3 separate regions of the Homo sapiens genome follow, and all the other regions are linked to region 1. A link is a contact called in ENCODE Hi-C or POLR2A ChIA-PET data. All regions are on one chromosome and are shown on one strand. The core of a region is the stretch at or near the end of the contact, and the rest is flanking DNA. Distances in the headings are between cores, read along the strand shown. Region 1 holds the start of C9orf40 (chromosome 9 open reading frame 40). Region 2 holds the start of KLF9 (KLF transcription factor 9). Region 3 holds the start of CEP78 (centrosomal protein 78).

The links. Hi-C counts contacts between places; a loop is a spot of excess contacts on that map. ChIA-PET counts read pairs that join two places held with the same protein, here RNA polymerase II (POLR2A). Pooled maps may share reads with other maps.
Region 2: a map of B cell shows a loop between it and region 1 (20-fold over the local background). The contact joins the promoter of KLF9 here to the promoter of C9orf40 in region 1. A Hi-C loop is called at or near these places in 3 of 168 maps with a recorded cell type or tissue (B cell and naive thymus-derived CD4-positive, alpha-beta T cell), 2 of 37 single-sample maps with no recorded cell type and 9 of 50 pooled maps. POLR2A ChIA-PET finds 5 or more read pairs at or near these places in 1 of 52 experiments (activated CD4-positive, alpha-beta T cell).
Region 3: a pooled map shows a loop between it and region 1 (11-fold over the local background). The contact joins the promoter of CEP78 here to the promoter of C9orf40 in region 1. A Hi-C loop is called at or near these places in 1 of 37 single-sample maps with no recorded cell type and 7 of 50 pooled maps. POLR2A ChIA-PET finds 5 or more read pairs at or near these places in 1 of 52 experiments (naive thymus-derived CD4-positive, alpha-beta T cell).

The regions. Positions count from the first base shown.
Region 1 is chr9:74,950,522-74,955,058 of GRCh38, forward strand. It overlaps C9orf40 (chromosome 9 open reading frame 40), which reads right to left and starts at 2,391. Exons shown (of 2, transcript NM_017998.3): 1 at 1,665-2,391. The coding sequence starts at 2,090. It overlaps CARNMT1-AS1 (CARNMT1 antisense RNA 1), which reads left to right and starts at 2,444. Exons shown (of 5, transcript NR_121183.1): 1 at 2,444-2,596. RefSeq lists an enhancer at 1,283-1,352 and silencers at 1,683-1,892, 2,163-2,372.
Region 2 is chr9:70,412,750-70,417,286 of GRCh38, forward strand. It overlaps KLF9 (KLF transcription factor 9), which reads right to left and starts at 1,908. Exons shown (of 2, transcript NM_001206.4): 1 at 110-1,908. The coding sequence starts at 614. KLF9-DT (KLF9 divergent transcript) reads left to right here and starts at 1,441. Exons shown (of 4, transcript XR_001746710.3): 1 at 1,441-1,661. LOC124900273 (a long non-coding RNA gene) reads right to left here and starts at 57. Exons shown (of 2, transcript XR_007061576.1): 1 at 1-57. RefSeq lists enhancers at 1-50, 389-1,242, 1,071-1,150, 1,491-1,620, a silencer at 601-780 and a promoter at 957-1,759.
Region 3 is chr9:78,233,637-78,238,173 of GRCh38, forward strand. CEP78 (centrosomal protein 78) reads left to right here and starts at 2,439. Exons shown (of 17, transcript NM_001330691.3): 1 at 2,439-2,967. The coding sequence starts at 2,715. RefSeq lists an enhancer at 2,168-2,837 and a silencer at 2,463-2,832.

The sequences.
Region 1 (4,537 bases), core at 1,141-3,640:
TTCAGTTGATTTTGAATATCTGAGAGCAATCTGAAGAAAAAGTTTAAATAAGGCTCATGTTTCAACCATAGGAAAAAAAAAAAAAAAGTCTTTCCCAACTATAAAACTCTCGTTATTTTATTGGATTTTTCACATGAACAAGTCATGCCTAAGAAATTTCATTTATTTTTTTGGAAAGGTATTTGAAAACCCTGACATAAGATACTTGAGAAAATAGAAAAACGTTGGGAGGATGCTATCAGACAGCTGAAGAGAATTTGGTGAATTCTGAGAAACCTGTACTTGGTTCTTCATCTCCCAAGTCCCCTGCCATTCAGGATTGTGAAAAAGTAGTATGAATTCCTAAGTCTAGACCAAAGCTGTCCAATAAATATATAATGCTCCAAAAACATAATTTAAAATTTTCTAGTAGCTGTATTTAAAAAGTAAAAGAAACTTCTGGTATTAATTTTAATATATTTTCTTCAATATAGCCAAGTTATTTCATGTGTAATCAATATAAAATTGAGCTATTTTATCTTCATTTATTAAATCCACGAAATTTCGTGTATATTTTAAACTTAGAGCACATTTCCATTTGGACTAGTCACGTTTCAAGTGTTCTTACCGGCTAGCGGCCGGGCAGCAGAGATCTAGGCAAACCGAGGCATACCTAGATCTTCTCAGGATTCTTACATGCAGAGATGAGGCAGGCTCATGTCTTGAATAAAAACCCGCCAATGATTCTCATATACGCCTTAAGGCCCAAATTAATTTTCTTTTTTCTTTCTTTTCTTTTCTTTTTTTTTGAGACAGCGTCTCACTCTGTGGCCCAGGCTGGAGTGCACTGGCCCAATCTCAGCTCACTGCAACCGCCATCTCCCAGGTTAAAGTGATTCTTGTGCCTCAGCCTCCCGAGTAGCTGTGATTACGGGCATACACCACCACACCCAGCTAGTTTTTGTGTTTTAATAGAGACAGAGTTTCACCCTATTGGCCAGGCTGGTCTCGAACTCCCGACCTCAGGTGATCCACCCGCCGTGGCCTCCCAAAGTCCTGGGATTCCAGGCGTGAGACACCACGCCCCGCCCCCAAATTAATTTTCAATGATACTTTTGCCTAGGATCAGATTTAACACTATGAGTTAAAACAAAGCTTTGACCAAGGTACGGTGGTCCATCCTTTTCTCCAGAAGCTGTACCAGCCGGTAGGACGTTCAATTAATCAATGGCTACCACACTGGTCTCCCTCTAGAAAAAGAACTCTATCCCGAATTCTAGACTAATCATCGTTAAACCCAGGAAGGCCCTCTACACCTTTATCTGTCGTTTGTCTTTGGGCTGAACCTATGCCCTGACGGTCTGCGTTCTCGCCATGCTCACAGCCCGCCACGACCCACGGTCCCGTTTCCCTTTTACGGAGCGCGGCGCTGACGCCGCAAGGCCACTTCTATCGCTCCCGACCACGGTCTGTTTCCCCCTCGCCCAGCCCAGTGCTTTCTGCCCATCGGACTCTCGGGGTGTGCTTCTGGCGGTCGGCGTCCTCTCCCGGAGCGGTGACCCCTTCTTTCAACCCCCTCAGGCGTCTTAACCTACACAAGTCATGAGTGGGAACCGGGGCGTTTTGTGTGTGTGGGGAAAAGGCAAGCCCCTTCGCCCCTCAGCCCACCCGCCCCCAGCCCCTACCTGGCGCGATGCGACCCCCCAGTCTCCCCGCGGGGGTCCTGCGCGCCCCGCCCCGTCGTCGCCACCGCCCCCCGGGAGCCGGGCGCCCGGGAGCTCCTCCCCCGGCCCCGGCAGTACGGGCGGCGGCGGCAGCGGCGGATCGCCTGTCTCCAGACCGTGGTCCTCACGCTCCTGGCCGCTCGGGGCGCTGTTGTCCCCGCTGTCACGGCGCTTGCTGGGCGAAGCCGAGGGCTCTGCCATGGTCCCTGCGTCGATTTTGCGCTTTCGGTGCTGCTCTGGGACGCCGAGGAGCTGCCCAGCATGCGCGACCCCGGGCGGCCGGATCCAGAGAGGCGGTGGCGGCGGCTGCTCAGCGAAGTCGCAAAGCAGGAGCCGCTTCCAAGGCACGTGGAACGTCACCGGCTCGGCCGCACGCCGCTTGGCCATGGGCCCAGAGGCTCGGGCGGAGCCCGCCAGGCGCGGGAGACCGAGTGCCGATAGCTGCGGGGGGCGAAGAGCGAGGACTGAGCGCGTGAGAGAGGGACAGGCCGAAGTCGGGCGAGGAGGCGACAGGACGCTGGAGGGGGTAGGGCGGGGCAGCTCGCGCAGGGCCTAGGGCTGGGGCTCCGGCTCGGAGGCAGCTCCCGCGCTCAGCCCTCGCCGCCGCCGAGATGCGGCCCGGACGTTGAGAAGCAACCGCGAAGCGGCGGAGATTCGAACCTGCGCACAACGTGCGCGCGCGCACTCTGTCTGGCCAGGCGGAGCCGCTGGTTGGTGGAGGCTCGCGGGGCGCGCTCCCGAGCGCCCTCGCGACCGGAAGTGCGCGCTCGGGGGTAGGCGGGAAGGCCGCGGCGGGATTAATTAAAGACCCGATCAAGCGGCCCGCAGAGGGGCGTGACCTTGTTTCCTCAGGAGTGTGGCGGTGGTCTTACTACTATGTTCGTTATAGCGCGGTACGTTCTAGACCCTTCTATAGGAAATTTAAAACCTTTAAAATGTGTATTTCCTTCCTCCAGTCAGTGACCACGGGGGCGTCTCCATGAGATTAAGACAAAGATTATAATAGAGTTCCAGACTATCCTGGGCAACATAGCAAGACCTCGTCTCTACAAAAAATCAAAAATAGGCCAGGCTTGTTGGCCTGCCCCTGTGGTCCCAGCTACTCGGGAGGCTGAGGAGGAAGATTCACTTGAGCCTGGGAGGTGGAGGCTGTAGTGAGCCAGAGATCGCACCACTACACTGCAGCCTGGGCAACAGAGCGAGATGCCGTCTCAAAAAAAAAAAAAAAAAAAAGGAAAAGGATAATACAAGCTTTAAATAAAACTAGTGTTTAAGAAGCTTCACAGTAGGTTGTTATTCAAAACAAAAGACTGAAGGGAGTCTGGGCTGAGGGAAGTAGCTAAAGCTAACAGAAAACACAAATCGAAGTGTATGTTTTGCATGTTTTGCGCAGCTGCTGTGGAAGGTGAAGCAGGCCCTACATTCCTGGAAGATCTCTTGATTAAAAACTTATGGAGGAAGTTACAGACAAAATGTGCAGCTCATCCAAAATAGCTGAGTAGTTGGCAAGAACCAAGCCTGAAGCGCAGCTGTCCTTTCTAACTGAAACCTAAAATTGTTGGGCTCTTAATTAATGTTGGAAGGCTGAGTTCCCTGCTTACTATGGGCGGTGGTCAGATCAAGATTCTATGGCCATTACAGCAAAATAGTGTTGTCAGGTGAAGTGAGGTGGAGACAATTGCAGTATATTTACTATTTTATTATTTTTATTTTTTATTTTGTTTGAGACAGGGTCTCTCTCGGCCACCTAGGCGGGAGTGCAGTGGTGCCATCACGGCTCACTGCAGCCGGGCCCCACTGAGCTCAAGCGATCTCCTGTCTGGGCCTCCCAAAGTGCTTGGTTTATAGGTGTGAGCCACCGCATCTGGTCGTATTTACTATTTTAATAGTTTGATAAAGACAGTAACCAAGTAAGCAGAAATGGAAGGAAGAAAATAAGACTATTACCAGTGCTTTGAAGGGAAAAACTATCATCCTCTGTAGAAAAAGTGTGCAAGAAAGATAATTCTATTTTAGTGCTAGGTACTATCTCAGTACTAATTTACCCTGTACCCCTGCATCTCAAGGTGGTTGTGAGAGGACAAGTTAATTATTAGTTATTAACAAGCACAGAAATGTACCAAGTTAGGGTAGTAAGCAATAGCTTTTCTGTTTGGTTTTTACTTTTCTTGTTTGAAATTGGTAACCGGCCGGGTGCGGTGGCTCACGTCTTTAATCCCAGCACTTTTGGGAAGATGAGGTGCACAGATCACCTGAGCCCAGGAGTTCCATACCAGCCTGGCCAACATGGTGAAACCCCATCTCTACAGAAAATACAAAAATTAGCCAGAGGTGGTGCCTTGCACCTGTAGTCCCAGGGAGGCTGAGGTGGGAGGATCGCTTGAACCCTGGAGGCAGAGGCCAAGATTGCACCACTGTACTTCCAGCCTGGGTGACAGTGTGAGACCCTGTCTCCAAAAAAAAAAAAATAAATTGAAAACCCGTCTGTCTCAAACAGAGGAAGAGTTTTGCCATTTTTAAATCAGCAGGAAAGATCTTAATCGTAGTCATCAAGTGCTGTTTGAAAGGTTTTGAGTACCCCCAAAATAATAAGTTTAGCTAATGGTTGGTTCTTTTGTGTTCCTCTTTACAAACGCTCATTTTTTCAAAATTGTGAAACTTATCATATATGCAAAAGGTTGTATAAAATACACATGTAGTTAAAAGAATGATAGTAAGACATACAGCATTCTGTTTCAGAAATAGAATACTACCTATACTAGAACATGACAAGCTCCCTATGCGTCCCTTCCCCACTGGCACATACCCTTCCCTTTCCCTCACTCCCGGTAATT
Region 2 (4,537 bases), core at 658-3,157, 4.5 Mb before region 1:
CATGTTTGCACCCTTTCGGCCGAGTGCAGTGTCCCGAACGCCCAGGAACGCTGCCTGGCCAAAGGTTAACTAACCCCAGAGCTCCGGGGGAGAGGGCGACGCCGCTAACCTGTATGCACTCTGTAATGGGCTTTGAGATGGGAGGATTTTCCATAGACTTTCCCACAGCCACTGTAGGGGCACTTGTGCCTCTTTTCGGAGGCGTGTTTCCCCTTCGCAGCCACTCCAGGATGGAGGAGGGAGAGCGGGCTGGGCGCGCTGCCAGGATCCTGTCTCTCCTCCGGGCTGTGGGAAGGACTCGACCCAGATTCGGTGGTCACGTCGCTGTCGGATCCCATATCCTCATCTGGACTTTCCAGACTGTCGCTGCACACGGAGGGGGTCTGGATGGGTCGGTACTTGTTCAGGTCCAACAAGCTCTTGGCGATGGTGACCAGTGTGCAGTAATCCTTCCAGGTGTCCCCCGGGTCACCGTGCTCCTTGGTCACCTCGCGCTCAGGTAGTCGCAGCCGCTCGGCGTCCGGAGCGACCCCATGCTCCGGCACCGCAGCGCGGTTCGAAATGGAAACCAGACACTGGGCAGCCACGAAGTCCATGTAGGCGGCCGCGGACATGGTGCGGGCGACGGCAGCCCAGGCGGCGCGGACAAACTTGGCGGTGGCTGCGGAGGTTCGGCTCGCCCTGCCCTGGCCTCGGACGACGAGCGCGGCGCGGCGCGGCACGGCGCGGCGGCCAAGGGGGCGGGGGCGCGGGGCGCTTCCGACTCGCAGGAGCGCCGAGGCGACCTCAGCCCCTCATCTTTACGTAACCGGCAGCGCCTCCGCACGCAGCATCCACGGCCCCGGGCTCCGCCGCGCCGCCGCCTCTAGCCGCCGCCCCTGCCCCGCGCCGGCCGCGATCCCCCGACGGGCGCGCCGGCCCCTCTGAGCCGGCTCCCTTGGAAAGATGCCACACGTGGCGGTCGCAAGTTTATTCGACTGAAAACGCCCCCGAGGCGCTGGGAGAGGAAACTGCAAGAGAGGTGCACGCCCTCGGCCGCCTCGCCGTCGAGCCAAAGCCCCAGGACATTCACCCGATCACCCCGACGCGGGTGGCGAGGGTCCCGCCGAGCGCCAGGTCTAAGAGACACTTTTTCCCGAGTCCACTGACGGCTTCTGAACCCCTGCTCCGGCCGGTCCGCACCGTTCCGGCATTCTCTTGCTCAGTAACAATTTCGCAGAATCCCATCACGTCACAAACCAAACCCCCTCCAATTGGCCAGTGGGGAGGGTGATTCAACTCTGTTTACTTTCTCCCCCTGCCAGTCAGAACGGCCTTCGGTGGAGAGGTGCGTCTAGAACTGAGGCGTGCGGCCAATCCGACTGTTCCGTTTCGCTGCCTCGTGCTACCCCTACAGCCTCGAACACTGACATTTAAAAGGGTAACAGCTGGGAGGCAGGGAAGGGGCAGCCGCACACTTTCGGAGTGCCTCGCGGTCCCGTGGCCGGTCCGGGCCTCCTGGCTCACGTTCCAGCTTGCGGAGCTTTGGGACACATCTTTCCTAGTCAGTTGCGCTCGTTCCTATGGCAAAAGAGAACTTCAGCTTCGGTTTTCCAGCTCCCAAACAGTTAAGTGACTTCCTGCAAACGCTACAGTCCCAGCAACCAGCCTTCCAATCAAAAGTAAGTTGGTTGATGTCACTGGCATTGGCTCGGCCAATCACAAGGGCGTTCCGAAAGCAAGCGCTCGACACTTGTAAACGCGAAGAGCTGTAGTGAAACTGGACACATCTTTGTATTTTGTGTTGCTGGTAGTAAATTTGAGTTATGGATGAGAGGACAGGGGTGATGAATAAATGCAGTGTGAATCTATAATTAAAAAAACCCCATTATGTCAGGATAAGTCCAAGAATAAACACAAATGAGTAAGAATTCGTTTTGTTATATATTTTTTGGATGCAGCATACTTTGGGGCAGATGTTTAAAAATTCTTCCATCCAATACATTAACTATGACCAATTCATCTTAAAAATGCAGTGCTAACAAAAGTTCTGGTTTTACAGCATAGCCTTTTTACTGCCTGAGATTCTTCCATTGAAACATCCCATCTTTGCTTGTCATATCTCTTAATTCCTCTACTTCTCTGGTGCAATTTAGTCTAAATAAATTCTTTTAGCTTTATTTGGAGGCTATTTTTAACCCACTTTCAGAAAAACGGAGACAAAAACCATTCATTTGTGTAACTTTTATAAAAAACCCACCATTCTTAGCTCTTTTTCTTTCCAGAGCCCCTGCATGGTTTTTAGGACATGTTTCTCTTCCCTCACTTCACAAATGTGGAAACTGAGTTACAGAGAAGTGACTTATTTATCTTATTAGACAGATAATGATAGAACTCAATAGAAACCACAAGTCTCCTGATTTCTAGCTCTTTGTGCTTGCAACTAAGCCCTTTTGGTTTTGTGAAATATTAACTGTGCAGAACAGATTTTTAGGGACTGGAACAAGCTGGAAATCCTTAGCCATGGAATACTGTGGCATTACTTGGTCAACAATTAGTATGGGTCTTGGAGTCTGATTAACTTGGTTTACCCCTCCGTCTGAATTAACGATGTGGTTGTTTTCCATCTTGATAGCTAGAAAAGAATCTAGGGCTAGTTCTTTTTGCAAGAGGCATACTGTCAGCACAATTCATTAAAAATAATTCACTTTCGTGAATGTGAGAGGTACCTGATTCTATGTGATGCAGATTCGGTGAGTTCCAACCCTGACCCCCCACTGGCTATTAACCTTTGTTAAGAGAAAGTTACACCAGGTTCTGGTCTCCGAGGCAAGGGTCTCAAATTGACTCTACCAATGTGAGATCTACAGTAGTTTCTTTTGACTTTGTTTTTAAAGTGGTACATCAAAAATAATAATAATAAAAAAAAAGTTAGCCAGGCGTGGTGGCTCGCACCTGTAGTCCCAGCTACTCAGGAGGCTGAGGCTGAAGGACTGCGTCAGCCTAGGTCAAGGCTGCAGTGAGCCCTGATTACACCACTGTACTACTCCAGCCTGGGCAACAGAGCAAGGCCCTGTTTTTTTTGTTTTTTTTTAAATCATAACTAAGGGTGGCTCAGGTAAGTAAGAGTATAATAGATTTTAATTAAAAAATAACAAACCTGACAAGACCAGTTCAATAAAAGTGTACAGCTTAAAAAAATAAAGAAAACAACAACAAAAATATTAAAGTGGTACAGGGAAGATATTGCAGTAGGTGACTGCAGGTGGAAGAAAGGTGTAGATAGGGGATACTGGGCAACCAAGAATATCATCACCATCAGCATCATTATCACCGACCCCTTTCATGGAGGGCTTACTCTGTGTCAGGCCCTGTACCAAGCACCCTGCATGCATCCCTGTAAGGTAGGTATACAGTGTATAAAAAACTCCAAGCCATCTTGGAGTTCTTGCATTTTTAGAACTTAATCTCTTAATTTTAGAAAAGAATTCACTGAAGCCCAGGGGAGTTTGCCTACTTCATGATTTTTCTGGGACAAATTTTGTCCCCTAGGATACACGATCACTTAGAAATTGCACCTTTGCCTGCCTCAAGGCCCAGTGCATATACCAGCGGGATCTCTCCAGGATCTCTATGATCATGGCCTGTACAACCCCTCAGACTTGCATTTTAACTGGGATTGTACTGGTGAAACAGACTGCTCGGGCCTGGACATCTATAGACAGCCCTAGGACCACCATCATCATTATTCCAGAATAGAGGAAAAGTCTGTATCTTTCCTTGAAGATTATATAATCCAGGAATTTGAATACATCAGTCACTTTAGGTTTTTTAAAAATATAAACTTTTCCCTTCCTTACTCCTTGCCAGCTTTTCTTTAATTCCCTTTAATTTCACTTTGTTTGAACTGGACATAAACACTGAATTCTCCAAACTCACTCATTTCAGAGTTACAAAAGAAAGTAATGAAAGAAAACTGAGATTTCATCTACATGAATTTCTCACACATTTACAAACATAACTGCTGCTTGACTTGATTTAGAATATCTTTTTAAACCCAGCAATTCTAGAACTGTAGAATGCTTTCTCTTTTTTCTCCTTTTCCACTCATTCATTCTCCAGATATTTATGTTCCTGGCAATGAGCTAGGCATGGGGGAATACAGAAATGAAAAGAGACTCTGTCCTCCATGAAGTTTATATGTTAAAAACGTATATATAAAATAACATATCAGCAAATAATTATTTCTATGTCAGGATTTTTTTCTTCTATTTTCAACAGTGAAGTTTCCTTGGGGGTGTTGGAATGCGTATTATAATAGTTTTATGATTAAAACCGGCTTGGGCTGTTTTGCCAGCATGTGGTTGTCCCAATTAAATGTTGGCAAAATAAATGATCCCAAATTAATATGAATCATTCCTAATTAAAATAATTTATCACTAAAGTATATATTATGCCACATAAATGTAAGAGGGCTGTTTTCCCCCAAGTTAGTCTTTGTAAATACACATTTTCAAAATCCAAACAAACCAACCGGAAGGAGCATGAAAATTCAGAC
Region 3 (4,537 bases), core at 1,189-3,688, 3.3 Mb after region 1:
GCTGGCAATAGCTTGCGGGGATAATAGGGAAGAATGTTCCTACAATTAGTCATTAGTTAGCACTTTCTCTGTGCTAACACTGTGCTAGGCATAGGGAATGTAAGCATGAATGAGACATGGTTCTTGCCTTCAAAGGGCTTTCAGACTCTGGAAGGAAAACCATCTAAAAAGATGTTTATCATTGGATGTTCTAAGTGTTATGCTACAGGGATGTCAGGGAGCACAGCAGTGAGGTGCTAAACAAGCAAGGGAGGAGAGATGAGGGTTAGAGAGAAACAGGCTTTCTAGGGAAGGTGCCCCAAACCAAGGCTGGGAAAAGAATGGAAGTTAGCCGACTAAATAAAGGAGCAGCCTATGAAAAGACCCAGACAGCAACAATAGGACATCAGAAAGTTCAAGCAGTTCTGTGTATCTAGAGAAGACATGCCAGGAAGAATGTAGCAAGGAGAGAGACAACAGAGATAGTCAAATTATGAAGGAGCTTGTATGTCAAGCTACGTGACATAGATCTGACACTGAGGGCAGTGAGAAATCTTGGCTTTCTAGGGGGCAATTTAATGGATGAAGAGATCTATCTGTGTTAGAAGTAATCTGCCTAGAGTGGGGAAGTTAAGGCTGAGCAGAAGACAAGAACACCCAGAGAAACTGTAAAATGTCAGAAGGGGTGAAAGCTGAGGGTAGAAACCTGACGAACAGCAATATTTAGAGTGGATATGCAAGAGAAGCCAAAGAATGAGACTGAGAAGAAGAAATTCGAGAGGTAAAGAAAAAGAAATCAGGTGGCTTCATGGGAAACAGGGAGGAGGGAGCTTTAAAAAGGTAATGGACACTACATTAATTGATGCTGGAGACTAGAAAGAAAATGGATAGAGCAACAAAGAAATCGTAAAGTTGGAAACAATTTAAATTACCATCAACAGAAAAACAGACACATTACTGTATGTTTCTACATGGAACTCCCATATAACAACAGGGAAAATAAATGAATATCTCTATATGTCAACACGGATGGACCTAGTAAAGGTAACGATAAGTAAAGTAGGAAAAGAAAATATAGAATGTTATATACTGCTTACTTACATATGTAGCAGAAATATAAAGACATACATTGCAACGATGAATACCAAGTTCAGAAGAGCAGTTATCTCAGAGTCAGAGAGTAGTCGTGATTGGGAAGGTGGTTACACAAAGCTCTTCAACAGGAATGGTAATGTTTCATTTATTAAGCTGGTTTATGAATATACAAGCGTTTACTATATTAAGATTTGAGCATGTCGCACATAAAAATAATTGGTGACCATATCTCCGGAATTTTAGAGACGCCTGCATATGTGTGTTGGAAGTAAGTTGGAGTATCCGGAATGCAGTGGGTGGAACAGGAATGCAATAAACACAATGTCTAAGGCTCTACCGGAGGACTATCATTGCTCTAGCAATTGCATACCAATAGAAGGAGAGGTCAATTATCTGGATTCTTCCACTTAGCTTCCACTTAACTTCCCCGTTCCTCAGTTTCCCCTTTTGTAAAGTAGAATATAATAGTATATTCCTTGAGATGTTAGGAGAATGAAATGATTTCATACTTAAACATTGCTTAAAATAATCCCGAGGACATTATTTCAAATAAGTACTAGTTACAAGGGAGTTAGCCAACATCATCGTCAGTACAAAACAAACTGATTCACAGCAAACACAATAAAGTCCTGAATTCATGAAACACTCTTCAATTTGCCAGGAACCGTGTGAGATATGCAGAAACTACAGAAATTAAGGCTTATTTGTAGATATTAACACAGACATAAAAGATTTAATGACCGCAGTTCACGTTCAATCAGCCGTTCCCACATCCCTTGAGTGCAGTCTCTGTGCTGGCTGGACACTGCAAGCACAGACACATTCCTCAGATGTTTAGACTTTTTTTAAAAGTGCGTTGTTACATCCACATTTCACTTTTTATTTTCTTTCTTTTTTTGAGACGGAGTTTCGCTCTTGTCGCCCAGGCTGGAGTGCAATGGCAAGATCTCGGCTCACTGCAGCCTCCGCCTCCCGGGTTCTAGCGATTTTCCTTCCTCAGCTGGGATTACAGGCGAGTAGCTGGGATTACAGGCGCCCGCCACCATGCCCGGCTAATGTTTGTATTTTTAATTGAGACGGGGTTTCGCCATGTTGGCCAGGCTGGTCTCGAACTCCTGACCCCAGGTGATCCGCTCGCCCCCGCCTCACACAGTGCTGGGATTACAGGCGTGGGCCACCGCGCCCGACCACACATTTCACTTTTATTCGGATCGATCAGTAAACTCTTTCGCAAACCCTCAAACTCTCCCGACCACTATCTCAGGTAGCAGCGAACTCACCCGTCCTCAGGAGGCGGGACCTGCGTGCCGACGCACAGCGAGCACGTTGACGTCTTGGCGCACCGTTCCACGGCACCGCCCACCGGCTTGAATCCCGGCGCCTCAGAGGACTATGAGGCGGGCGCCAACTGCTTGGGCCGCAGGGCGGGAGGCAGCGCGGGAGTGGGGCGTTGAGGGGCCGGCCTAGCTTGGGGCTCTGGCCTTGCGTCTTCCGACCGAATCACCGCTCCTGAGCCCGGTGCGGGGCTGCCGCTATCGCCTGGCCGTGGGTGCCGGAGCGGCCGGGTTGCGACTCAGCGTTCTTGGGTGGGCGCGGGCGGCGTCTCCGCGGCGGGCATCCCCCGAGGCCGCCCTCGGGCCATGATCGACTCCGTGAAGCTGCGCCGCGACAGCGCGGCGGACTTCTTCTCCCACTACGAGTACCTGTGCGCGCTGCAGAACTCGGTGCCGCTGCCCGCCGTGCGCGCCTGTCTCCGGGAGGGCGTGCTGGATTTCAACGCCGACCGCCTCCGCGGGGTGGACTGGGCGCCTCTGCTGAGCACCCTCAAGATCAATAAAGACCTGCCCTTGGTCTCCATCAAGAGCTTCTTCCAGCCCTGGCTGGGGGACACAGGTTTGTAGTTCCCGCCTCCAGGGCCCCTCAGTCGGTGCGGCGAAGTGGGTTTTTAGGTGAGTGGTGTCCATTGTCGGGGTATGTGTGCAATAGAAGGGGTGTGCGGCCTGGACACTCACGAGCTAGGTGAGTGGCTTAAGGTCTCTAGGGCTTCAGTGTGCTCATCCGTAACATGGGCTTAATAACGAGACCCAGGTTATGTGCGCCTTCGCAAGGATTCCCTGCGCTGCTGATGCCTGCAGAGCTCTTAGCACAGTTTGGGACATCATTAAACATTTGACAGATGTTACCTATTTTATTGAATGACTTTGATTTGCCTGATAGAGAACTAAGCAGGTAGGAAATTAATACATGTCAGCCTTTGTCTTTTTTTTTTTTTTTTTTTTTTTTTTTTTGAGACACTGTTTCACTCTGTCGCCCAGGCTGGAATGCAGTGGCAAGATCTCGGCTCACTGCAACCTCCGCCTCCCGGGTTCAAGTGATTCTCCTGCCTCAACCTCCCGAGTAGCTGGGATTACAGGCGCGCGCCACCATGCCCGGCTAATTTTTGTATTTTTAGTAGAGATGGGGTTTCACCATGTTAGCCAGGCTGGTCTCGAACTCCTGACCTCAGGTGATCCGCCCGCTTCGGCCTTCCAAAGTGCTGGGATTACAGGCATGAGCCACCGCGCCCGGCCTGTCTTCATTTTTTAAGGTGTATATAAGAAGTTTGTAAAGTGCTTTACAAATACAAGCCATTTGTAAATGTATAGTGGTATAATTAGGGATCCAGACTCTCTGATTATTCGGAAAATATGTTAGGTCAACTATGATATATGACAAAATGCTGTTATTCCTTTGAGCACTTAGCATTTTCTACATAATGGAGGCAGCTTCCTATAGACGCTAGCTAGGTAACAGGAAGGAACAGTTTGTGCAAAAGTTTTGGAAATAGGAGAGAGTATGCAAGCTGAGTTACAGGACTGGAATTTAGGTTTGAGAAAGAGCAGAGAGAGTTGAGGCTGGAAACCTTGTGGGGGCCAAACAGGGAGGGTCCTCGTTTGTCCTGTCATAGAGTTGGATGTTTATCCTGAAGGTTTTGGGAAACCGCTGTAGGATGATGAGATGGAATTTCCGTAGGAGCTCAGTCTAGCCTCCATATGGAAGACAAATTAAAATTGGAAGGATGGTGAATTGTAATCTAATGGCCCAAACTAAGGTATAGAAAAGAAGGGCTGGGGCCGGGCACCGTGGCTTATGCCTGTAATCCCAGCACTTTGGGAGGCCAAGGCGGGGGGGTGTGGATCACCTGAGGTCAGGAGTTCGAGACCAGGCTCACCAACATGGTGAAACCCCATCTGTACTAAAAATACAAAAAAAAAAAAAAAAAAAATTAGCCGGGCGTGGTGGCGGGCACCTGTAATCCCAGCTACTTGGGAGGCTGAGGCACGAGAGTTGCTTGAACCCAGAAGGTGGAGGTCGCAGTGAGCTGAGATTGCACCGTTGCACTCCAGCCTGGGCAACAAGAGCAAAACTCTGTCTCAAAAAAAAAAAAAAAGAAGGGTAGGATTTCAGATATCTAAGAGAATGG